2 separate regions of the Mus musculus genome follow, and region 1 is linked to region 2. Evidence: chromatin loops called from intact Hi-C (ENCODE). Cell type or tissue: heart. All regions are shown on one strand. Each heading gives the region's core, and the rest is flanking DNA. Links, peaks and the distances in the headings are about the cores only.

Region 1 (11,828 bases), core at 2,029-10,028, 76 kb before region 2:
ATCTTGTCTAAATAATAATAATAATAATAATAAAGTCCTTGCCAGTACCTAGTTTAATTCTGTGGTGGTGGTAAGGCACTCCCTGGGACTATTGGAACACGTTCCCAAGTGATCCAGTTTCCCTTCCAACTGCAACAAGGCTATCTCTCTTTTACAGCCCCCAGGAATGCAGCCACCATGCTAGCTCCATAATACTCTGTCTTAAACACAAATCTGGTCCAGGCATACTCACCTTTAATGGCCCAAGAAGGGCTCTCCACCACCTAGAGAACAATTCCTATCACTGGGGTCTGGCTCTGCCTCTCTCCCTGGTATCCCTTTCCCAGACAGGGCACCTTTCACCTCCCTTACTATGGTCACTCTGGCAGTGCTACTAAAGTTCCATCCTGCCGAATTCTCCGACATGCCCTAAGCATTTGCATTTGTTCCCACTGTGCCTACTTCCGATGCCTCCCCTCCTTTATCCTACACAAATAGTGCCAGCAAAGCCACCTCAAAAAAGAGTAATACCTATTTCCAAAATGTATCTCAAGTACTAGATAATGCATTTGAAAAGTTTGGCAAAGTACCCATCCTAGCAACAACTCTTAGTCACAGCTCCAATTATGCTATCCAGTCTCACAAGACCTAGGAGACAATACCTGGATGGAGCGGGAAAGCAAATATCCAAATGGTCTGAATGCACACACAAAGGGAAAGTAAAGGCAAGGGAAGCAAGAGTCCCAAGAAATGAAGCCAACTGCAGTATGCGTTCCTTCCAACCAGTGGCTTACATGTTTGCATACTGTGTGAGCTAGTAACAGAAAGAAAGGATGAATCAAAAACACTTTTAAAGCAAAGACTTTAGGAACAACACTTCTAACTCAACTAATACACTTGTGCAATTTTGGAATAGTAGACAGTTATGCAACTAAAGTGTGTTTCAGAAATGGATCTACGATTAGAAATATATTTACTGTTTTGCACTCTGAAGTCATTAACAGAAGAAAGTCACAATCCACATATCTCTAGGTCACTTAAACACCAGAAGAGGTCTTCCAAGGAGCTCAGGTAAACGATAAGGAAACCAGGCCTTGCTGATGCCAGTGAAGGGTTCGGTGGCTTGCAGAGCAGCCAAGTTGCTTTCTCAGAAAACAAAGGAAGCCAGAGTCAAGGGGATTGGGGTCTGTGCCACACTGAGCCGGGGCATCAGGCCATGGGCCACAGGCAACCTTGACCCAGAGATAACCAACCTGAGATGGAAGTCAATGTCCACAGATTCCTTTGTAATGAGCTCAGAGAAAATGAACGTGTTTACTCTGATCCTGCCAGCTCTGCAAGGGGCCTTGGTAAATTACTGCTATGAGTCCACAATTCTAAACCAACTCCCAAATCTTCCAACCAACTCTTAAACAGTTTAAATACACATCACAGAGGTAACTGGTACTCTTGGAGTTTCTACTGAACATTTATACAGCCCAGTTTTTGTGTTCATGACATTCCTACTCTAGTGAACATATTAACTCTTTAAGAACAGCAAAACCAGCTGAGTAGTGATGGTGCACACCCTTCACCCCAGCATTTGGGAGGCAGAAGCAGGTGGATCTCTATGAGTCTGAGGCCAGCCTGGTCAGGACAGCCAAGGCTACACAGAGAAACCCTCTCGAAAAGCAACTACCCCCAAAAGAAAAAAAAAAAAAAAAGAACAACAAAACTAGTAAAATTAAATTCAGATCGCCCAAAATTAAATTCTTAAAATTTGATTACCTGAAAATGAAATCTTTGAACAGAATTAAAATTTATGAAATGGTTCATTTGTCTATGAGATACAGACAACTTTTTTTCAAGACATGGTTTCTCTGTGGTGTATCCCTGGCTGTCCTGGAACTTGCTCAGTAGACCAGGCTGGCCTCAAATTCACAGAAATCCACCTGCCCCTACCTCCTGAGTGCTGGGATTAAAGGAGTATACCACTACCTAGCTCAACCAATTCTTTCTATTTAAATTCTTAGCAAGATGGTCATACTCATATTCTGCCTAAACACCTGCCTCTGTGTTTTTGTACTTTTATAAATGGTGCAGTCCCAACATAAGTAAAAGTAAATTATTAATATAGGTACATAGTCAAAGTTCATAAATATGAAGAATTGTTGTAGTGGAAAACTATTTCAATAAGCAAGAGACATTAATATTTAAACAATGCATTTTTAGTTGCTGAAGCACACACCTCTGAGGTAGAAATCTAATACCATCCTCTCCAGATGTCATGGAATGCAAGTCTCTGGTTCCTATCCTTTGGGTCAACAAAAGTTCTTCCAACAAAAGAAACTCTGTGAAACCTAACATAAAGCTCCAGTTTTCCTAGACGACATCAGAATCCAGAGGACAGCAGAATGCAGCTATAGACAGACATGGGGGTGCACACCAGTAAGCCCAGCACTTGGGAAGTCAAGGCAGGAGGGTCAAAGTTCAAAGTCATCCTCAGCTACATATTGAGTTCAAGGCCAGGCTGAACTCTTTGAGATCTGGTCCTCAAAACCACTAGGGAGAGGGAGGGACAGCACTTATAAAATGTGGGTGGGCATACTGTATCACCAAATGCAAGATACAAAACACTACCCTAATCTGAGATATTTTAAGGAAGTGGTTTACTTATGTGCTTTCCAAAGATTACTGACAAAGCCACTGAAAAGCTCAGCGTGCTACAGTGTTTCCAATACTACCTATAAAGAGTGGATATAGTGAAAAATAGTTGATTGAGAAGCTGCAAGCTGGCTGCGGTGGCACGGTTGCGGTGGCACGGTTGTCATTTCCGGGCTTGGGAGGCTGAGGCAAGGGGGTCTCACAGAAAGAGGAAGCCTACCCTTCCAAACCAACCTGGGCTGCACATCAGGACCTTGTCAAAACCAAAACACTGGAGACATCCCTGGGAAATTTACAAGCTATTTAAGAGTAAGCCAAATAGGCAAGGATGGAGGGGTTGTTCTATGAGGCTTGATAATCACCATGTCTATCACCACACCAACATATGAAAATAAACTCCTCAGAGGAGTAAAGCTAATCCCACAAAAAAAAAAAAAAAATGCACTTTATTGCTGAAGAACCTAAATCCAAGGTCCCCTTGAGGTAATATGAGCAAACTATCTATTCATGTGCAAACCCAGAGAATGGCAACACTGTACACTGTATAAACTCAATAGCGTTACCAAATCATCTTAATCCCTCCACAGCCTCTTGGGAAGAGTCATGAAATCTTATCCAATGGTACTAAAGCAAGCAAGCTAGTTAACTGGTGAGAAAGGGAAGGAGGGAGGGAAGGAGGGAAGGAGGGAGGAAGGAAAGGAGGGAAGGAGGGAGGGAGGGGGGGAGGGAGGGAGGGAAGAAGGGGGAGAAGGAGAGAAGGAGGGAGGGAAGGGAGGGAAGGAAGGAAGAAGGGGGAAGGGGAGAGAGGGAGGAAGGGAGGGAGGGAGGGAGGGAGGGAGGGAGGGAGGGAGGGAGGGAGAGGAAGAGAGAGATCGAGTGTGTGAGTGTGTGTGTGTGTGTGTGTGTGTGTGTGTGTGTGTGTGTGTTTTCAGGCACACTGAGTAGGCTGAAACACTTATTTAAAAGATTGTCCAGACTCTGAACAGGTCAGTCACATTGGCAAGATTAAATTAGTTTCATTCAGGATGAAAGCTTTGTTGTTTTGTTTGTTGAGGCCGCCTGTTAAAGCCAAGGCCCTTGATGACCAAAGATGATCTTTCACTCCTGATCCTCCTGCCTCTACCTCCCAAGATGTGGGATTCCAGGTATAACCACTTTGCCTCAGGGCGGAATATTTTAGGTATGATAACTTCTTCACATGACCAGCTTTGAAAAATTACTACATACGCTGGGCGGTGGTGGTGAAGGCTTTTAGTTCTAGCCCTCAGCAGAGGCAGTCTGTGAGTTCGAGGCCAGCCAAGGCAACACAGAGGAACCCTAGCTTGGAAAACAAAACAAAACAAAACAAAAATCAACTTTTCTTTGCTACAGTCTTGAAAAATACTAAGAGATCTCCTAAAACAATGACAACAACAAAAACCTATTCGGAAGTCAACTTCTGAAAGAATCCCAAGGCAAATTCAATTCAGAACTCGTTTTGCCAGTTCATTACTTTGGAAACCCAGCTTTTTGGTTCACTGCCTTTAGCAGAAAAAGAGAAAGAAAAGGCACAGTCGGTTCCTGTTAAATAAGTTGCGCCTTGCGCTGGAAAAAGCTCCCCTGAAGCACCATGGAGATTGCCCACGCACACCCAGTATTCAAACACAGGAAACTGCGGGAAAAATAAAAAAATAGGGGAAGCCAAAGGGCGTTCTCCTCACATGACCAAGAGAACTGTTCCTGCTCCGGATCTAATTTTGGCAACTCTGGATTTGGGGCGGCCTGATTCACATGCACCGGGGAGAAACACCGGCTGGTTCCGGACACTCCGGGGCGAGGGAGAAAACAGGAGAGCGCACACGGAGGGGGACACCCAAGAGGTCACAGAGAGGACACAGAGCGGGACACAGATGGGAAAGGCGAAAACCAAGAGACTGCGAAGGCAGCTGCCTTCAGAGAGGGTCCCGATCGCCCTGGTCGCGGTCACACGGCTTACCATGATGCTGTCGGTCAGGAGTGGACTGGAGCTGCAGGGAGAGGGGAAAAGAGAGACAGGGTCACTGGAGCTCTGGTCCCCTGACCCCAAAAGGGCCCTGAGCCCTTGGTGGAGGAGTCGCTCCCGGGACTACGGCCACTTACCAGGCAGTAGAGCGCAGGCTGCGGGTGAGAGCAGGACCGATGCACACGCCAAAGGACAAGGCAGTACTCTTCACAACTCCGTGCAACGGAAACGCCCTGGGCAGCCCAGCCTAGCCCGACCTGGCCCCGCCACGCCACGCCCCTGCCAAGATCACACACCCACCAGGGTCCCGCCCCCAGAGACGCTGCACTATAAGCCCCGCCTTGTCCCAGGCAGCTGCCACATCCCTGGATACGGTACTTTCCTCAGACAAGGCCACCCCCCTACCATGGCCACCTCCCTAATTAGGTCCCAGCCCGGGCCGCGCCCCCATCAGGACACGCCCTGCCACGTCCTAGCCTCTATGCTCCTGCGCCTGCGTGGGGCTTTTCGCTCACTCTTCGCTACGCTGGAGGCGCTGCAGGCCCAGGGGTCTGGGTGTGTCTAGAGAGTTAGGGACTGTCACAGCGGCACCTCACAGCGTCTTGCACCGCACTCTAAGCATGGGACAGTGAGGACCTTTTCCAGACTGCTTTCCAAGTGTTTCGTGCTAGTGTTTGCCTCTGGATGTCCGTGTAGCTGATGGGCAGCTCTTTTAAGAGCTGTACCTGGCAGTGTCAAAGCCTCAGAGCGGAAATGGTTTCACTTCCAAACTCAGCCTGTAACTTCAAAGACCCCAGGTGCAAGGTGACTAAGATGGAGCTTCCCCGCCCCCCCCCCGCCCGCCCCCAGGCCTAAAGACGCTGCAAAAGGATCGCGGATGTTCTAGAAGGATCAAAATCAGGTTTTTGAGCAAGAAGAAGCTAACCGAGGGTGGGGGTTGGGGGAGCCTTGCCACATGCTGAGTCTGGCCCTGATAGGTAGACTGATGGTTTTCTGGAAAAGCAGACAAAACTGCCGCTGAGGAGGGGAAGCCTGCCATTTTCCCTTGTGTACCCTTGTCCTATTGCTTTTCCTGTTCATGCGCCCCCTTCTCTGGGGACCTAGCCGCTCCCACAGCCTTAGACATTCCAGCACCTCTCCCAGGGAATTGTAATTTCTAGACTACTTTGGTTTTTGTTTTGTTTTGTTTTGTTTGCCTACACTAAGGGATCCTCTCACTTGACCCTTCAAGTACGGTTATGACTTCGATGCAACCATTTCCCTGCCTCCTCGCCCCCGCATTCCTTTAAGGCCCACCTATCTCTCAGTCGCTCACACTTATCTACTTTCTTTCTACTAGCATCTCCTTCAGTCTTTGACCTAAGTATTTTTTTTTCTTACATCTACTCAACTCCGTGTCCTCCTTCTCTGGAGTTAAGACCGCAGAAGCCTGTTTAACAGTGCTGTGGAAAACTGCCTTACGGCTGGCAGTGACTAGTGATCCGCCCTGCAGCCAAGGAGTAACATAAATTATTAGACCCAGACCTTTGATCTTCCCCAGCAAATGTTGCCTTTACATCCTATTACAATTAGCTTATTCACCTGGACCCCAGTCTGGAGGAGCAAGCTGACTTTCCGTGTTGAAAGGCAGAGCTCATGCATGAGAGGGCAGAGGAACACTATTTCCCAAGAAGGCTTTTCAGAAGCCTTTCCTACTAGAGGGAAGGAAGCCTGACTGAATGCTATTGAGTGTTCTGAGCACCTAGGAGACATTCATAAAATGGCCTACCTTAATATTCTAAATATAGCGTAGCACTGAGGAGAGGGCACACTGTGAAAGAAAGCACGAGATGCTGTAACTTGGTTTCTTACAAGCAATAGAATTTTATTTCTCAGCTGTTTGGAAGCTGGAAAATTCAAGATCAAGGCTCTGCACATTCAGGGTCTGGTGAGGGTCGGCTTCCTCAGAGAACCTCATCTCACTGAAGCATCACATGGCACAAGATGCTCACTGGCCTCTGAAGCCTCCTTTATCAGGGCATTACTCCCAATCACAAAGTGGAATGTCCATAATTTAACGCTTCTTAAAAGCAATCCTATGATCTTGGAAGCTGGGTTTTCAGCATATCAGTCTGGGAGTGATTCACCAGATGACATCTTCAGAACGGTGTCTGGAGCCACTATGCTAACAGCCTGTGGATGTGTTGTCCAAGAACTTAAAAGCAGAGACTCTGGAGATTCATAACATTAGATGCCCTTCCATTATTTTTATTCAAAACATTTGTATTTAACAAAAAATAAAAAAGCTAATCAACTTCCCAACAGGAGACTAGACTGTGGATCTTGGATAAATAATTACAATATGTCATAGGACTCTTTCAGAAAGAATGCTTTGGTCTTTAAAGGGCTAGCCAGGCCTAAGGGTGTAGGCCTATTGATGTAGCTGCTTAGGAATCTAAGTCAGGGAAATGAAAAAGTCAAAGTCAGTCTGGTCTACAGAGGGAGTTCAAAGCCAGCCTGGGGAACTTAGTGGGATTCTGACTTAAAATCCAAAGTAAAGTTAGGAAGGGGATGTAGCTCTGGGGTCCAGTGCTTTCCTACTGTGCACACGACCCTGGATTTGGTCCACAGTGCTGCAATAAACAAACAAACAAATAAATAAGCAATGAGAGGATCTTCAAAATACACTTAGGAAAGGACAGATATCCTGTGTCTCATTTGCTGCTGGACCTTGAGCCCCTCCCACAGTACAGGCCTTTGAGGAGTTCACACTAGTGTGGCTGTGAACAAAATGACCTAATGGCTCACAGCTTTAGGGACTCTGCTCCATGGTTGCTTGGCCCACACTCCTGGACAGACTATCATGTCGGCAGGAGTATGTGGTGAAAGAACTTCTTCGCCTCATGATGGACAGGGCAGAATGGGGAAGGAGACCAGATGTAATCTTCAAATTTCTATAATCTCCCCAAAATGGCACCACCAGCTGAGAACTATTAAACATAGAAGCCTATGGGAGACATTTCATATTTAAAGCATATGAATACATCAGAGCATGAATGCAGTGTAAAATGGGTTTATTGCCTTTCAACAAAGGTTACAACTTACCACAAATTCCTAGTATTCAGAATTATTAAGTGATATCAAAATAAACTTTGAGAGAACTTTCCTAGACGAATGGATGTATTCTCAGACAGTGTCTGAATCTGTAGAAGGCCATTCGTGATTAAAACTGTGTCTTATGATCATATTAGTATGCAACCTTGGATGGTGATTTGATTTTTCCCTTGTTTGGGGTATTGGCTGGAATTACAGGAGCTGCCTTCTTCAATTCTTGAAATAACAGAATGATTGACTTCAATTCCTCGTGCCTCTTTCTCCTTCCAAAAACTGTGGCCACCGAACCCAGCCCTCATTTCTCATGCTGATGATTCAATCCCTACCCATCCCACTCAAAAATGAAAATACATCTCTCTAAATCCATTCACAGCTCCGGAGCTGTGAGCCTAGCTACCGGCTACCAACACACCATCGCCCCACACACTCCACCTCATTCCAGCCTCCAGTCCTGCTAACATTTGCATCTTTCACTCTGTTCATTCATCCATGAATGTATTTTATGCCTTGCCTTTGACACTGAGAGCACAGGGGGTGGGAGGAAAGGTACACCGAATCTGTCTAGCTAGCACGCAGCCTGGCAGGTTAAGCAAGCTACTGGGTAGTGAGGGAATCAGTCAGGGAAAGCTCCGCATGGCAGTAGGAAGGTCTATGTGTCAGCTTAGCTGGGCTACAGGGTACCCAGATGTCTGGCTAGATGTCGCCTCTATGTTATGTCTATGAAGGCATTTCTGAAATAGCCTAGCATTGGATTGGTAAACTCTGTAAAACAGACACCTCCCTGGTAGGCCTAACCCCCTTTGCTAAGGGCTTAAATAGAACAAAAGGCCAGGAGGAACTGGTTCGTTTCTGCCATACTGCTGGATGGTAGTCTTCCTCCCATTGTGCTTCAGGTTCAGGCTTTCAGACTGGAATTAGGATTTACTCATGATTCTCCTCTGTGCTCTCCCACCAGCCTCCCGACCTCCTGCATACGCATGGCAGATGGTACAACCCTTTGCTTCTCCAGCCACATGAGCAATTTCTTATCAGTCTCTGTGTATGTATGTGACGTATGTATTTCATTGGTCTTGTTTTTCAAAGTTTTACAAAAGGGGGAACGATTTCATATACTAGTTAATTTGGGGTGGGGGGAAGGGTGTTCCATTCACAATAAGCAATTCTCCAACTCCTCAGATACTAATTGTATAAACTCCAATTGAATTTTGACTCTACCTGGGGAAAAGATCTACCTGATAGACTATGGGTTTAGTCCCATAAGACTATCTTCATTTCAGACACCCATTGTGAGTCCTGGGTTGAAAAAGAAAAAAATAGATTTAAAAGGAAAAAAAAAAGGAGATTTACTTTATGGACATAAGCATGTTGATTCCATGTATCATGTATATATACCATGTGCATGTCGGGTGCCAAAGGAGGTTAGAAGAGGATGTCAGATCCCCCAGGAACTAGAGTTACAGATGGTTGGGTCACCTTATGGGTGCTGGGAATCAAGCCAGATCCTCCGCAGAAGCAGCGAGTGCTGAGCCAATTTCCTAGCCCCCCTCATCCAACAATTTTGAACAATGGCTATATATCAGGTTTCCTACAGCCTCTTCCTCAGGTTTCATATAAAATTGAATGGTGAGTCACAAGACTCAGTAAGAGATTTACGTCTACTTATCAATTCATTATAAAAGCTATTATAAAACCTATTACAAAAGATACAGTGGAAAGGAGATATGGGGCAGGCACTGAGACCTCAGCCCCACCCTGCTTGTGTGCTGGCAGCCTATAACAAGGAGTGAGGCTGCAGGGGCAGCCATTCTGGTGTTTCCACTAGAGAGACATACCGTACATGTATGAGCAAGATGTGTGTGTTGCACCATCCACTGAAAGAGAAGCCTTTAGAGTCAGCATTTAGGGTGGGCAGTTAGAGGCTTAACCTTGCCCTGCTGCTCCTGGTGCCTCAAGGAGACACCATGAAGGACTCACCACCACCACCACCACCACCACCACCACCACCACCACCACCACCACCACCTCAAGGAGCCCCTCAGCTTATCTCAGCACTTTGATTGCACCACAGGGAAAGCCCTAAGTGTCATACAATCCAGCAAGCCTGTTCCGGATTCCTGACCTACAGTCATAGTAAGATCCTGTGGCCTTGAGGGTAAGCTATTACAAAGGCATAATTAATGTTCAAACAGTCTGTGTTGGAGGTCAACATGACTGAAATTCCAGGGCCACCTTCCAAGGTCATGATATTCATGGATTTTAAATAATGTCTGTGACCTATCTTTATTTTCCCCACTTCTTCACTTTCAGATACGGTTTAAAGTATTGTGATGAAGAACAGTTCCAATAGGTTACCTGGGGAACAGCTTGAATGGGTTATACAGGGAACAGAGGATTATCTGGGGGTAGTTTGAATGGGCTACATAGGAACAGCCTCAGTGAGCTATCTGGGGAACAGCTTGAGTGGGTTATCTGGGGATAGCTTGAGCCGGTTGTCTGATCAGTGTCTGATAGAATGACATGCAAAGAACAGTTCCAAATTTCTTTCACGGCTTACATGGCTTTAAAGACTCTGGAAAGGAAACAGACAGTCTCTTCATCTGAGCTCCCACCTTTCTAGAAAACCCATGTGAATCCTACAAAGTCCCTAGGAAACCAATCAAGAAATCTGAGTCGCATTTTTATAATCTGTCAAGGCCCTGGTTTTGATCTTCTGCACTGGAAGAAGGTAGGTGAGTAGGTGAATACTATGTAGTTCATTCTTACTCAGTAGGAAAAAAGAAAAAAAAAACAAAACAGAGAAACAAAGGAAGGAAGAAAAAAACTGTTGAACAAGAGGAATGAGACTTAGGAAGGACTAATCTATTGTTTCCATCTAGATGAAGTTTAGTAATAAGTCAGAAGGGCTGCTTATTTTAGGGGAGGAATTTATTAGTTGACTAAAAGCACAAGAGAGAACAGTTTCTAAAGTGATGCGAGGTTTGTGGATTTAAATATAGTCACAAAAAAAAGAATGTTTTCAGCATTTACTAGTAAATAAACATAAGGTTCCTATTTCAATATATGTGTATAGATGATGTAAAATTGCATGCAATTCCAATATAAAAATGTGCTTTTAAAATGTAGGTTTCAGAACACCCAAGTAAAGCAAAGCCCGTGTTTCCAAGGACTTTCAGAATCTGCCCTTGAGAAGGGGAAGCCCCTGGCGCCTCAGCTGGGATACAATCTTTTCTCCTCACTTTTCTCCCAGCAAAGAAAAAACGTAGGCTGCAGAAGAAAGGGCCCTCCAGGGTATAAAAGGCCCAGCACTCGGTGTGTTGTGGGGCGCGTTTGCTGGCCACAAATGACTCATCGTCCAGGAATCCCAAGAGGCCACCCGAGGAGGACTTCAGCTCAGAAGGGAAATGAAGAGGGAAAACATGCTAACAAAGCCTTCCCAGTTTTAGTCTGAGGCTTCTCTAGGGACGCCTGTGCTGCAGCTGTAACAGACAAGGATGGCCATGTTAGCAAGAGAGGAGCCCTGTGGAGCCGGTGAAAGCCAATGCGGTGTCCTAGTTCAAGGAGGCTGCAAGCCAGCTGGCTCACAGGTCACGAGCCTGCCTTGAGGCATTCCTAATCAAGGTAAAGGCCTCTCTGTGGTCCCCTGGGTCTGTCCAGGGCACGCCTTATCATTGTATTTTATGTCCAGAAAGTAAAACTACAGAATCCATTGCTATGCTCATTTGTATATAACATATTCACAATTATGAATCTAATAAAAAGCAACATACAGCATTGTTTGGCATGTCTAAGTTTGATATAGCTATTATTATACATGCTTTTAAACAGTTTTTGTACTCTACATTATGTTTCAACATATGAATGAAGGCAATGTGGGCACAGATGCACATGATTAAAAAAATGAATATATCTGACGTCATAAAGATTCTAAGTTCTGAATGTCAAACCAGTCTATAACTCAAGCTAAAGAACATAAGCTGCAAGATGTTATTTCTTTTCAACATCTAGTATGTTGAAAAATACTAAACTAAAATAGTTATATTTAACTGTTTATTAGCACGTGTTTGTGTATATGATGGGGGACTACAGGCTCTGGCTGTCACGTAGAGGTTTCAGAGGAACTTCGGGGAGTCAG
Region 2 (11,828 bases), core at 2,545-10,544:
TAGATTCCTGGCCACCTTCAGTTCTGGCTGTAGGAGCTTATGGCCTGGCTCAACAGTTAGACACCACAGATCATCTCCAGTTCTCAGCTTGTTGGATGGAAGAACAGGTTTCATACCTATTCCTTTGAGAGGACAACCCTGTTTACACAACACTGCTGGTTTTCCCTGGAGAACTGTGGGTACCAAGACCTTCATGCTGTGCTCCCAACAACTTAGTATATTTTTTGTAATATCTGGGACCATTTGGACATACACACTAACAAAATAATGTGTTTATCTGAAGTTCCATTTTCAGTACACATCTTTTATGCTATCTGACAACTAACTTTCTGCTTCTTGCTGTAGGTGAACGATTTGTAATACTCATCTCCTGCCCTACCTGCCAATTCTTGTGTTGAAATCCTGGCCCCTCCCCCCATTCGATGGTTTGAGAAAGTGGGCTTGAGAAGATGTTTGGGACATGAGAGAAGAGGCTTAGTGAGTGGGATACTGTGCTTGTAAGAGACCTTCAAAGTCCTGTACCTTGTTGCTGTGTGAGGATCAAGATGAGAACCATTTGCAAGCTGGGAAACAAGTTCTTACTGGACATCAAGTTGGCTTTGCAATGATTGTGAGCATCCAAGCTTTTAGAACTGTGAGTTACAAATCTCTGTTGTTTATAAGCCACCCAGCCCATGGCGTATTATCACAGTGGTCTAAACTAAGACATCACTATAACAAATTACCAGAAATTCAAGGGTTCAGAGCAACATAACAGTTTAGAACTCTGTTGATCGGAGATCTAAAAGGTATTCATAAGGCAACCTTCTGTTTAGAAACCATTTTCATTTCCAAAGCTGAATGGACAGTGCCTGCTTTCTTTTTGGATCTCAGCTCCTATCACAACCATGGCCTAGTCTCTTTCCTTTTCCTGCCTTCCGCTATTAAAGACTCTTGTAACTACAAGAGGCTTGCTCACAGATAATCCAGGATAGTTCATGAACCTCAAAATTTCAATTAATCACAGCTACAAAACATTTGTTACATTAACTGACACATTCACCATCTCCTTCGATAAGGATATGATCTTTAAAAAGGCCATTAGATTGCCTACCTTGCAACTCTCTCGACATTTATGTGCATTGCTGCCAGCTAACCCCATGTCTTAGTCACTGTTCTATTGCTGTGAAGAGATACTATGACCAAGACAACTCTTATAAAACAAAGCATTTAATCGGGGGCTTCCTTACACTTTCAGAGGCTTAGTTCATTGTTATCATGGTAGGGAGCATGGCAGTGTGCTGGTAGGAGCAGTAGCTAAGAGCTTTACAGCCTGATCTGTAGGCAGACACGCACAGAGAGAGCTAAAGAGAGAGAGAGAGAGAGACAGACAGACAGACAGACAGACAGAAAGAGACAGAGATACTGGATCTATTGCTGGCATGTGGAACCTCAAAGTCCACCCCCAGTGACACACTTCCTCCAACAAGGCCACACCTACTCCAACAAGGCCATGCCTCCTAATCTTTTCACACTCCTCACTCCTTCAAAATCTTTTCACTCCCTGGTTGGCTAAGAACTCAAATATATGAACCTAATTGAGGCCATTCTTATACAAACCACCACACTCAACAATAAAAATTTAAAGTATGGGGCTGGAGAGATGACTCAGTGGTTAAGAACACTGATTGCTCTTCCAGAGGTCCCAAGTTCAATCCCCAGCAACCACATGGTGGCTCACAACCATCTGTAATGGGATCCAATGCCATCATCTGCTGTATCTGAAGACAGCTACAGTGTACTCACATACATGAAATAAATAGAAAAATGTTTAAAAACAAAGTATGATCCTATTTGAAGAAATTTAATGGTTGACATTAAATTAAACATTAAAGTTCAATAACTGCAACAGTTAATAAAAATAATCTTCTCTGGGAATAGTGGCTCATGTCTATAATCCCAGTATATGGGAGACTGAGGCAGGGGGATTATCATGAGTTTATAGCTATCCTGGGCTACTCATACCCTGGATGACAGCGAGCTTTGGGTTAGCCTGAGCTATGATGAAACTATGTCTCAAAACAAAACAAACTAAAACAAAACAAAACAAAACAATTTTTTCCTACTACCAAGTTGCCTTGCAGGAAAGAATAGATTATGTCTATAAAAGTCTGTTTTATTTCAGAAAGAAAGAAAAATCACATGGGCTGGGACAAGGGCTCAATGAGTAAAGTGTCTGCAGTGGAAGTCAGAGGATCCAATTTGGATTCCCAGAAGCCATATTATGCAGAACTGCGTGTGTCTGCAATGTCAGATCATATGGCGAGATGGGAGGCAGAAATTAGAGAAGGCCTAAAAGCTCTTGGATCAGCTAGCCTGGGATACATACCGAGGGACAAATAACAAGAGCACATTTCAAACAAATCAGAAGGCAGGCATGGCATGAGTGGTTGTCCTCTGACCTCCCCATGTGCTATGGCATGCACTTTCACACACATTCACACAAAAATTAAAAAAGAGAGAAATTACTGAGTGCTTGCTGTGAGAGGCCGAATATTCAAATGACTAGCTTACCCAATAGTGTATGAAACTGTTCTACAAACACGAATCTGTCATCAAAGAGCTCAAAGAGACTGTATCCCCCAGCCTGTTGGCTATCTCGAAACCTAATGAACTAATGTGTGGACACAATTCCTGTCCGCTGGCCACATGAGCCGATCTTGCCTTGATCTTTGCAAACTCGTTCTGTTTGAAACACCTTTTAAAGGTCACCACTTTCTAGAATCCTACGAAACAGTCAAGTACTCAGACAGCGCCAATCAGTGTGTGAAACTGTTAATTTGCTTAGGATTTTGTCTTTTTTTTTTAAGATTTATTTATTCATTATATGTAAGTACACTGTAGCTGTCTTCAGACACACCAGAAGAGGGCGTCAGATCTCATTACGGATGGTTGTGAGCCACCATGTGGTTGCTGGGATTTGAAGAGCAGTTGGGTACTCTTACCCACTGAGCCATCTCACCAGCCCGGATTTTGTCTTTTGAAGAGAGACTCTAAATTCTCTGAACTGAGGGAATTGTCTACTCCCTATTCTAGCAGAGATTTCTTTTCTTCTCTTTCTTGTTTTTCTTTTAGGACAGGGCTGTACTCTGCAGTGTTGGATGGCCTGGAATTCAATACATAGACTAGACTGGCTTTGAACTCACAAAGATTCACTGGCCTCTGGGTTCCTGGTACTGGGATTAAAGTCTTGTGCCACCCCCACCCCCACTCGTTCTTAAAACAATAAAAACGCAAGTATTTACTAAATAATACATTCTGGAAGTTTTACAAATGGAGACTACAATGTATCACTGATAGGAATAAAAGGAGGGGGGGGCTATGAGGGTCAACCTGGGCACAGCCTACAACTTCTAAAGCAAAAGGAAACATGGTAACATGCAAGCCTTTTCGTGGTATTTCCTCTTCCACCACGCATTGCTTTAGCTTTCTGCACGTATCACTTCTCCAGCTCTTGACTTTTTTAGCGTTTCTTATTGCTGTGATGAAATACCCATGACCAAAAAGCAAGTTGGAGAAGAAAGGGTTTATCCAATTTATACTTTCATATTGCTGTCCATTACCAAAGGAAGTCAGAATAGGAATTCAAACAGGGCAGAAACCTGGAAGTAGGAGATGATGCAGACACCATGGAGGGGGGGTGTTTCCTGGCTTACTTCCCACGGCTTGCTCAGTTTGCTCTCTTAGAGAACCCAGGACCGTCAGTTTAGGGATGACCCCACTCACTCCATTAATAACTAATTTAAGAAAATGCCCTACAGCTGGATGTTATGGAGATGTCTTCTCAATTGAGGTTCTCTCCTTCCAGATAGCTCTAGTTTGTGTGTCAAGTTGACACGACACTAGCCAGCACGCTAAAGAACTTGTCCAGAATCTCAGAAACAGTCAAAGGCAAAGGCTAATTCCAGCTCAAACAATTTAGAGTTCCTGCTTTTAATTACTTTATATTGTAACTCCCCCCAAGTGAGTGTTAATTCTCACAGCATCACCAGAGTTTCTGTGCAATAGACGAGGGGGGCTGCTTCTTCCTGGGGCACAGACAGATGCTGAATGCTCTTAGGCACTTTGGAACTCTGAAAGGCACTATTAGGGTTATTAGTGTTCTTATAGTAAGTGTTCCTTCTAATTAAAAAAAAAAAGTTATTAAAGACAGTGGGGTTGGGCAACATGACTCCTTATTCAGCAGCTGTTGGTTTCTTCCTGCTGCCTGAGTAAAAGAACTATCAGTCAGCTGTATTTCTACCCAGCCCAGCCTTCTTGACCACCCACTGACACTGAGAACACAACATACTGACTATAGCTGGTTGTCAGTCTTCTGGACTCAGCCATAGCTTTTAGGAACAGTTTGGGTCAGATTTTTTGGTATCGCGAGCCTTAGTAAACTCCATGTTAGGACATCTTAAACTTTCCCCATTCTTGCCTTCTTTTCACCTGAGAAACTTTTCTGTACCCCTAAGTATGCAAGTATGTAAAGTAGGCATGCAAATAAAACATACAACAAACTTTGAGGAAACTTATTTATTTAGGTTCTTTTGAGAGAGGGTTTCACTGTGTAGCCCTGGCTGTCCTGAAACTCAGTGTGTAGACCTTTGTGGCCTCAAACTCAGAGATCTGCCTGCCTCTGCCTCCCAAGTGCTGAGATTAGAGAGTGCCACCACCACCTGACTATTGTTCTTATCTTTTTTTAATTTTTAAATTTTTTTTTTATTTTTCGAGACAGGGTTTTTCTGTATAGCCCTGGCTGTCCTGGAACTCACTCTGTAGACCAGGCTGGCCTCAAACTCAGAAATCTGCCTGCCTCTGCCTCCCAAGTGCTGGGATTAAAGGTGTGTGCCACCATGCCCAGCTTGTTCTCATCTTTTAACAAAAACAAGAAAATCAGCAAACAAATAAACTAATTTTCAATGATAAGGATAAAAGGAGATTTGCATACTACTAAGATGGAGGTACTTGTGTATGAGTGCATGTCTCTGTGTTTATGCATGTGTGCACCGTATCCTCAGAGGCCAGAAGAGTGATTAGGATCCCACGATGCTGTAGTTATAGTTGTGCATCACCCCATGTGACTGCTGTGTTTGGTAACTCAGATCCTCTGGAAGACCAACAGTTCTTAACTCTAAGGCACGTCTCCAGCCCATAAACCAAACATTTTAACACAGTAGAATTCAAAGGTATACTGATTTAGTACACGCTGAAGAATAATGGTAGAAAAACATTAACTTCTTTGTTTTCCATAATTAAACCATTATATTTACGAGAGGAAAAAAAATCCAGAAAAATAGAAGATGTATGCTCAGGATCACCTAGTGAGATGCTTGGAAGGCACTACCCTGTGCTGTCTTCTCTGGATTTGAAGCATCTGATTCAAGGAAACTTTTCTCTTTCTGTTCTGTGAACTGAGGGGGCAACGGGAAAAGCAGCTGGGGCAGCTGAGAGCGGTGATGCATACGCAGCTGTGCAGTCTGGCGGCCACGCTGAGACAATGGCAAGGCCGGGCAGCTGGACAGCCGAGGAAGCAGCAGCTGAATAGTTCAAAAGCAGCCGGGACTGGAAGAAAGGCAGCACAGAAAAGGGACAGCTGGAGAGAACAGAGAGCAAGACCAGAAACTACAGTCCTGACAACTGGAACGTTTCAGAGTTGTTAAATCTTTGGGGCCAAGGTCTCAGACCCTGGGCCAAGAGCTGTAGCATTCATTGTTGCTGCAAATCCCAAAAACTAGGTCAACCTGGAAGCTGCTAGCTAGCCATAGCCAAGAGCTGGGGGAAATCCCTATTTCCTAAACCCATGCAAGAGCTGTTACAACTTTGCAGGGTCAGGTGGATCTCTGTTAGTTCCAGTGATACACAGTGAGACTCTGTAATTAAAATAAAAAAACAATAATAAAAAAGGAGAAACAGAAGATTTGGGCACTAAAGGATCACCTACTGCTGCCTCACTCGTTGCGCAAGCTGTCAAATACCAGCTCTTGATGTGGGTGAATCAGGACACCGGCCAGCAGATGGAGGACACATGTCTGTCTGTAAAAATAAGCCTGTCGGTTTAAAATGAGATATAAGCAGTAAACGAGGTTCCAGTCAGTGACGTTACACTTCACTTGTTTTCCCGTCCTCAGGTCCCATGTGAACCACCTTTAGTCGGCTACATCCTCCCCATCCGCCCCAAGCCCTTACAAGGATTCTCCACCGATTCGCACCACCCTTCCATCTTTCTCTGACAAAAGTCAGCATCCTCAGTAGACTGTCTCTGTGGTGAAGTGCCAGGGAATCCCAATACTTAGGTCAGCCTGGAAGATGGTAGACATCCAGACCCAAGAGCTGGGGAAATCTTTGTTTCCTACCCCCAAAGCAAGAACTGTTACGACTTGTAGGGATAAGTAAGTCTCTGTTGAGTTCAGTCAGAGACAGAGTGAGATTCTGTCTCAATAAAAAACTAGGAACAGGACTGCACTGCAGATGCTAATCTCCACTGCGATGCCGGGCAGGACCAACCCGGGAAATCTTCGTTGATTTGCTACACTGCCTGTACCGGCCCCAGCGGCCCCCGATCTCTAGCCACGCCCACACCACGCCCCCGAGCCTGCGCCTGGATGACGTCGGTTTTCCGCGCCGGGAAGAAGCCGGTGTGCGGACTTGTCTCGGTGCCGTTCATCCTTTGCGTGGCCCGCCACTATGAAGGAGACGCCGCTTTCCAACTGTGAGCGCCGCTTCCTGCTCCGCGCAATTGAGGAGAAGAAGGTGCGAGGCCTGCGGTGTGAACACCGTGGCTTTGGGTGTAGACTCGGGTTGTCCGTGGATACATTGTCAGTTCGGCCTGTTGTGTGGTCGTGGTGTGGACTCGGGGGCTGCCCAGTGTGGACTCTCCCCATTCCCCAAGCCTCAGGGCAGTATTTGACCCTGACCAGTTCCTTTGAACCTTAAGCCAGCAGTATTCAGTGGCAGGGACGTTGGGAACCAGGACCACACAGACACAGTTGCCACTCATAAATATGTTAAAGCAGTAAATGGTGTTTGCTTACAGCGCCTGGACGGCAGACAGACCTATGATTACAGGAACATCAGGATCTCATTCGGAACGGATTATGGATGCTGTATTGTGGAACTGGGAAAAACAAGGTAACAGGATTCAAGTTAGATAATGCAACAGGAGGTGTGAAAATCACAACATACTGACTCGGTTGTTTACTGAGCAGCTCCGAATTCCAAACGTGCTATTCTTATTCTTATTCTTATTATTATCATTATTCTGATGAGAAATATGTTTCTTTAATGCCAGCCTTTTTTAGTTTTGTGCGCAGTTTAACTTTCAACCATTAGTGCTTTCTGTTATATGAGTATCATAGTTCCGTATGACCATTATAAATCATGTAGACAGCTAACATTGATCACACAGGTTATCTGCATGTCTCATTTTCTAGTGTGAGGAGTGTATCGATCATGTCATCAGTAAGCCTCAGTTTCCCTTTTATTCTCAAATGATGTAAGAAATAAGAGATTTCCTTTCTGTCATCCTTTTGTGTATACCAATATTTTTTATTTCTGCGTGAAATCTACTTACCCTTAAAAAAAAAAACCTTTATTATTGTGTATGTGCATTATTGTGTGTGTGTAGGCAGGTTGCTGGGTCCAGTTTACCACATTCTATATGTAATTTCTGCCTCTTATGTCACATTGTGTTGTTTAGGTTTTTGTTGTTGTTGTTGTTATTTTAGATTTCGTCACCCTTTTTTTTTTTTTTTTAATTGAAAAGAAAGTACGTTTAGTTGACTGCTTTGCACCTTTATTTTTGCAGAGTCCTTGGACAGGTTTCCTGTGAACTTGTTTCTCCGAAACTCAATAGGGCAACGGAAGGTATCCTCTTTTTTAACCTTGAGCTTTCTCAGATGGCTGCTCCAGCTTTTGAGCCTGGCAGGTATCTCACTCTTTGTTAAGTTACTTTAGCCATGGAAGAACTTACCCTCAGTGAGATATTGTTTTCCTGCTCACAGTCGAAGTTTATCACATTAGTTCGTTCTTCTTTCCATAGGCAGTCAGATCTCTTGGTGAAGCTGAATCGACTCTTAGAAAGGTGTCTACGAAATTCAAAGTGTATAGACACTGAATCTCTCTGTGTTGTCGCTGGTGAAAAGGTGAGAAATATGTTCAAAATATCTTAACAATGAATACTGTTGATTCAGACACAATTAAAACAGACGTAGGAACCTGGAGACCTTGCAGAGGTTTGGGTTCGGTTGCCAGCACTCACATGGCGGTTCACAACCTCTGTAACTGTAGTTCCAGAAGCTTTAACACAGTTTTGGGGACACCAGGCATGAGTGTGGTACATGCATACATGCAAGCAAATGTGCATACATGGAAAATAAATGTGTTTTTTAAAAAACATAAGTTTCAAATGTTAGAATGCTTCCATTCAGTTACATATTCTTAGTCTTTCAAATGAATCCCATAGATAAGTTAACTATTAGTATTTCAAGTGTTTTGTTTTAAAGTTAACTGCATTTTTCCTGGATAAACTGGAAGGATTAGCCGTATACGTTAAAAAAAAAAAAAGTGCAGTATTTCTTTACCAGTGGCCATTGGTCATGCTCAGTTGGGATTTATTTTTATATTAAATTCACTTTCAGGTTTGGCAGATCCGTGTAGACCTACATTTATTAAATCATGATGGGAATATTATTGATGCTGCTAGCATTGCTGCAATTGTAGCCTTGTGTCACTTCCGAAGACCTGATGTCTCTGTCCAAGGAGAGGAAGTAACACTGGTAAGCTTCCAGGGCTCCGATCAGAATTGTTCCTGTGAGCAAATCCTTCGTGTGCTGACAGGAGACATGGCAGATAGCATTTAGGGTTCTTCTAGTTTTTATTCACAAGACAGAAACTGCAAATGGTCAGAAATGCCCTAGAAGTTTCATGTTCTCTCACAGAATTGCCTGTCAATAATAACATGACCCAGCTTGGTCTCCTGTAATAGAACTGTGGCTCTTTCTTTGGATTGACTACTAGAGGAAAGGGTTGGTCTCTGAGTAGGTCAGCATGAGAGGCCTGTAGTACCTGAAATGGACTGAGGCTTGCTGGATTTTCATGTTTCTGCAGGCCCTTTGTTCATGAGGACTGCCTGGAGGCTTGTTAACAGCACTCCTAGGCTCTGCTTAGGGAGGAGGATAGAGGCAGGACCACAGTACTTACATGGCTAACTCAGAGTGCCCAGATGGGCATCAAGAACTCCTAGGTAGCACTGCACATATACCTTCCTAAAAAGGCCACTGGACTGAAGCTCTGGGAGAGAAGATTAGACATGAGATCGATGTTTTATCATCATAAAAATTAAGTAGGAACACAGTTGTCAGAGTCACATAGGTAACTATAAAAGACATTGTTTAGATACTCACTGTTAAGAATTTCATATCTTAGTGTTTTGTATTTTTCTCATTTGCTAACTTTAAGACTTTGGCCTTTCTTCTGAAACAGTATACCCCTGAAGAGCGTGATCCCGTGCCATTGAGCATCCACCATATGCCCATTTGTGTCAGTTTTGCTTTCTTTCAGCAAGGGTAAGTGTTACCTTGCCATGGGTTGAAATGTGAGTATACCTAGCAATTGGATGGGTCCTGTAGCTCAGCTCTATATATCTGAGTAGTTGACTATGAACTTCTGATCCTTCAGCCTTCACTTCCCAAGTGCTGGGGTTACAGACATGTGCCACTGTGCCTGGTTATATAGTGCTGAAGAATGGAGTCTGGGCTTTGTGTATGATGTGTAACACTCTGCCAGCTGAGCTATGCCAGCTCCAAGCTAAGAACTTTATTGCTCTGTTCAGATACGCATAAACCTGCTGCCCTTAATACTAGACCACCTACTGGTTTCTTCCTGTCTTTGTAAAGGTTTTCTTAATAGAACTGGCAAATTCAGCTGTTATGAATGTACCTCCATCGTTTCTCTGCTCACAGCATACTTAGAGTGTAAGACTTTCATGTGGCATGGTAGCATCTACCCTTCCCTAGCTAGAGAAAGGCCTTGAGGATATGTGAGCTCAATTGAGATTGTGCATGGGGTAAGGGTTACTCTGGACTAATAGAACATTGGCAGTGTGAGGCATGTTATGGGCAGTAGTTTGAGGAGCCCATTGGAAGGGGAAATAGTTGGCAAACCTGAAAAATTGCTTCCTTCAACTGTCTAGCCTTGTCTTCACAATTCCTGTTAAACGCTCACAGTATGAGCTGGAGAGGCTTATACATCCATGTAATGTGCTTCTAAGTGAAACACGGTTCTTGGATCTTCAGGAAAGGAGAGACTCCCATGCATAAGAACTAGAGAAAAGATTTCAGCTGTTAGGCACTGAACCACGGTAGGTGGTTCTCTATTGGGAAAAGGACACTGCAGAGGCAGGCAGACTCTAGAACTTAGAGGGCAGGACCCCAGGGCCACTTTAAAATGAACCAAACTAGTGTTATCTAAGTCTTTATCTGAACTTAATGTGACTTCATTGTAATGGCCAGAGAGACATAGATTTCATGTAACTGAAGTTACTGAGTTGAAGTGGCTCAAATCCTTCAGTATTGACTTTGAATGCTAACTAAAAAATAAGGCATGGGGCTGGAGAGATGGCTCAGTGGTTAAGAACACTGACTTCTATCCCGAAGGTCCTGAGTTCAAATCCCAGCAACCATATGGTGGCTCACAACCATCTGTAATGAGATCTGACACCCTCTTATGGAGTGTTTGAAGGCAGCTGCTACATTGTACTTTTATATAATACATACATCTTTAAAAAAAAAAAAAGACAAACCCATTCTCCTAGAAACAGAACTCAGCTTCATATATGTTGAGGACCATTTAACATTTGTTTCAGAACATACTTATTGGTGGACCCCAATGAACGTGAAGAACGAGTAATGGATGGCTTGCTGGTGATTGCCATGAATAAGCATCGAGAAATTTGTACTATTCAGTCTAGTGGTGGGATAATGCTGCTTAAAGACCAGGTGAGTGCTTTGACTCCTTTCCCTGTAAGACCTCTCTTTTTAGAACTTTTATTGTTATTTTGTTTTTTAAAATTATCTTTTTAAAGTACATTTTATTTATTTATTCATTTTTTAAAATTCACTTTATGTCCTGATCACAGCCCCTTCCCTTCTCTCCTCCCAGTCTTACCCCCACAAATCCCTCCTCCCATTGCTTCCTCACTTTCTCCCTAGGGAAGGGGAGCCCCTGTTGGGTACCTCCCTACCCTGTGGGTGTACTAGCAGGACTAGGCACATCCTCTCCCGCTGAGACAAAACCAGGCAGTCCAAGTCAGGGCAGCACACCCAGTGGCAGAGAACAGACCGAGACAGCACCCATGCCACTTGTTAGGGGAACCACAGGAACAACAAGCTGCACATCTGCTACAGATGTGTAGGGCTTAGGTCCAGCTCCTGTATGTTCCTTGGTATCTTAGGGTCTTACTACTGTGAGCAGACACAGTGACCAAGGCAAGTCTTATAAAGGACAACATTTAACTGGGGCTGGCTTACAGATTTAGATATTCAGTCCATTATCATCAAGGTGGGAACATGGCAGCATCTGGGCAGGCAAGGTACAGGAGGAGCTGAGAGTTCTACATCTTCATCTGAAGCGTGCTAGTGGAAAACTGACTTCCAGGGAGCTAAAATGAGGGTCTTAAGCCCATGCCCACAGGGACACACCTTCTCCAGCAAGGCCACACCTCCTGATAGTGCCACTCTCTGGGCCTAGCATATACAAACCATCACATTCCACTCCCTGGCTCCTATAGGCTTGTTCAAACACATGTC

The links. A loop is a pair of places that touch in the nucleus more often than their neighbours do. Peaks named below come from ENCODE experiments on the same cell type or tissue, not always from the same donor. Only the 100,000 strongest peaks of a DNase experiment are listed, where the experiment ranks them.
Region 1: it touches region 2 in a loop (2.1-fold over the local background); 2 of 42 quality-filtered maps call a loop at or near these places.

The regions. Positions count from the first base shown.
Region 1 is chr3:36,470,833-36,482,660 of GRCm38, forward strand. Anxa5 (annexin A5) reads right to left here and starts at 5,055. Exons shown (of 13, transcript NM_009673.2): 1 at 4,741-5,055; 2 at 4,598-4,628. The coding sequence starts at 4,600. 1810062G17Rik (RIKEN cDNA 1810062G17 gene) reads left to right here and starts at 5,105. Exons shown (of 3, transcript NM_028183.1): 1 at 5,105-5,407; 2 at 8,652-8,735; 3 at 10,944-11,467. The coding sequence starts at 5,303. The coding sequence ends at 11,144. It overlaps Mir7009 (microRNA 7009), which reads right to left and starts at 4,692; the gene lies at 4,629-4,692. In heart, for the core only: a CTCF peak has its summit at 5,120; DNase peaks (open chromatin) are centred at 4,379, 4,999 and 5,579; H3K4me3 peaks cover 2,528 bases; H3K27ac peaks cover 3,143 bases.
Region 2 is chr3:36,545,978-36,557,805 of GRCm38, forward strand. Exosc9 (exosome component 9) reads left to right here and starts at 6,629. Exons shown (of 12, transcript NM_019393.2): 1 at 6,629-6,774; 2 at 7,058-7,152; 3 at 7,829-7,948; 4 at 8,063-8,165; 5 at 8,661-8,798; 6 at 9,505-9,587; 7 at 10,886-11,018. The coding sequence starts at 6,709. In heart, for the core only: no CTCF peak of the experiment used is centred there; DNase peaks (open chromatin) are centred at 5,654, 6,134 and 6,614; H3K4me3 peaks cover 1,646 bases; H3K27ac peaks cover 1,022 bases.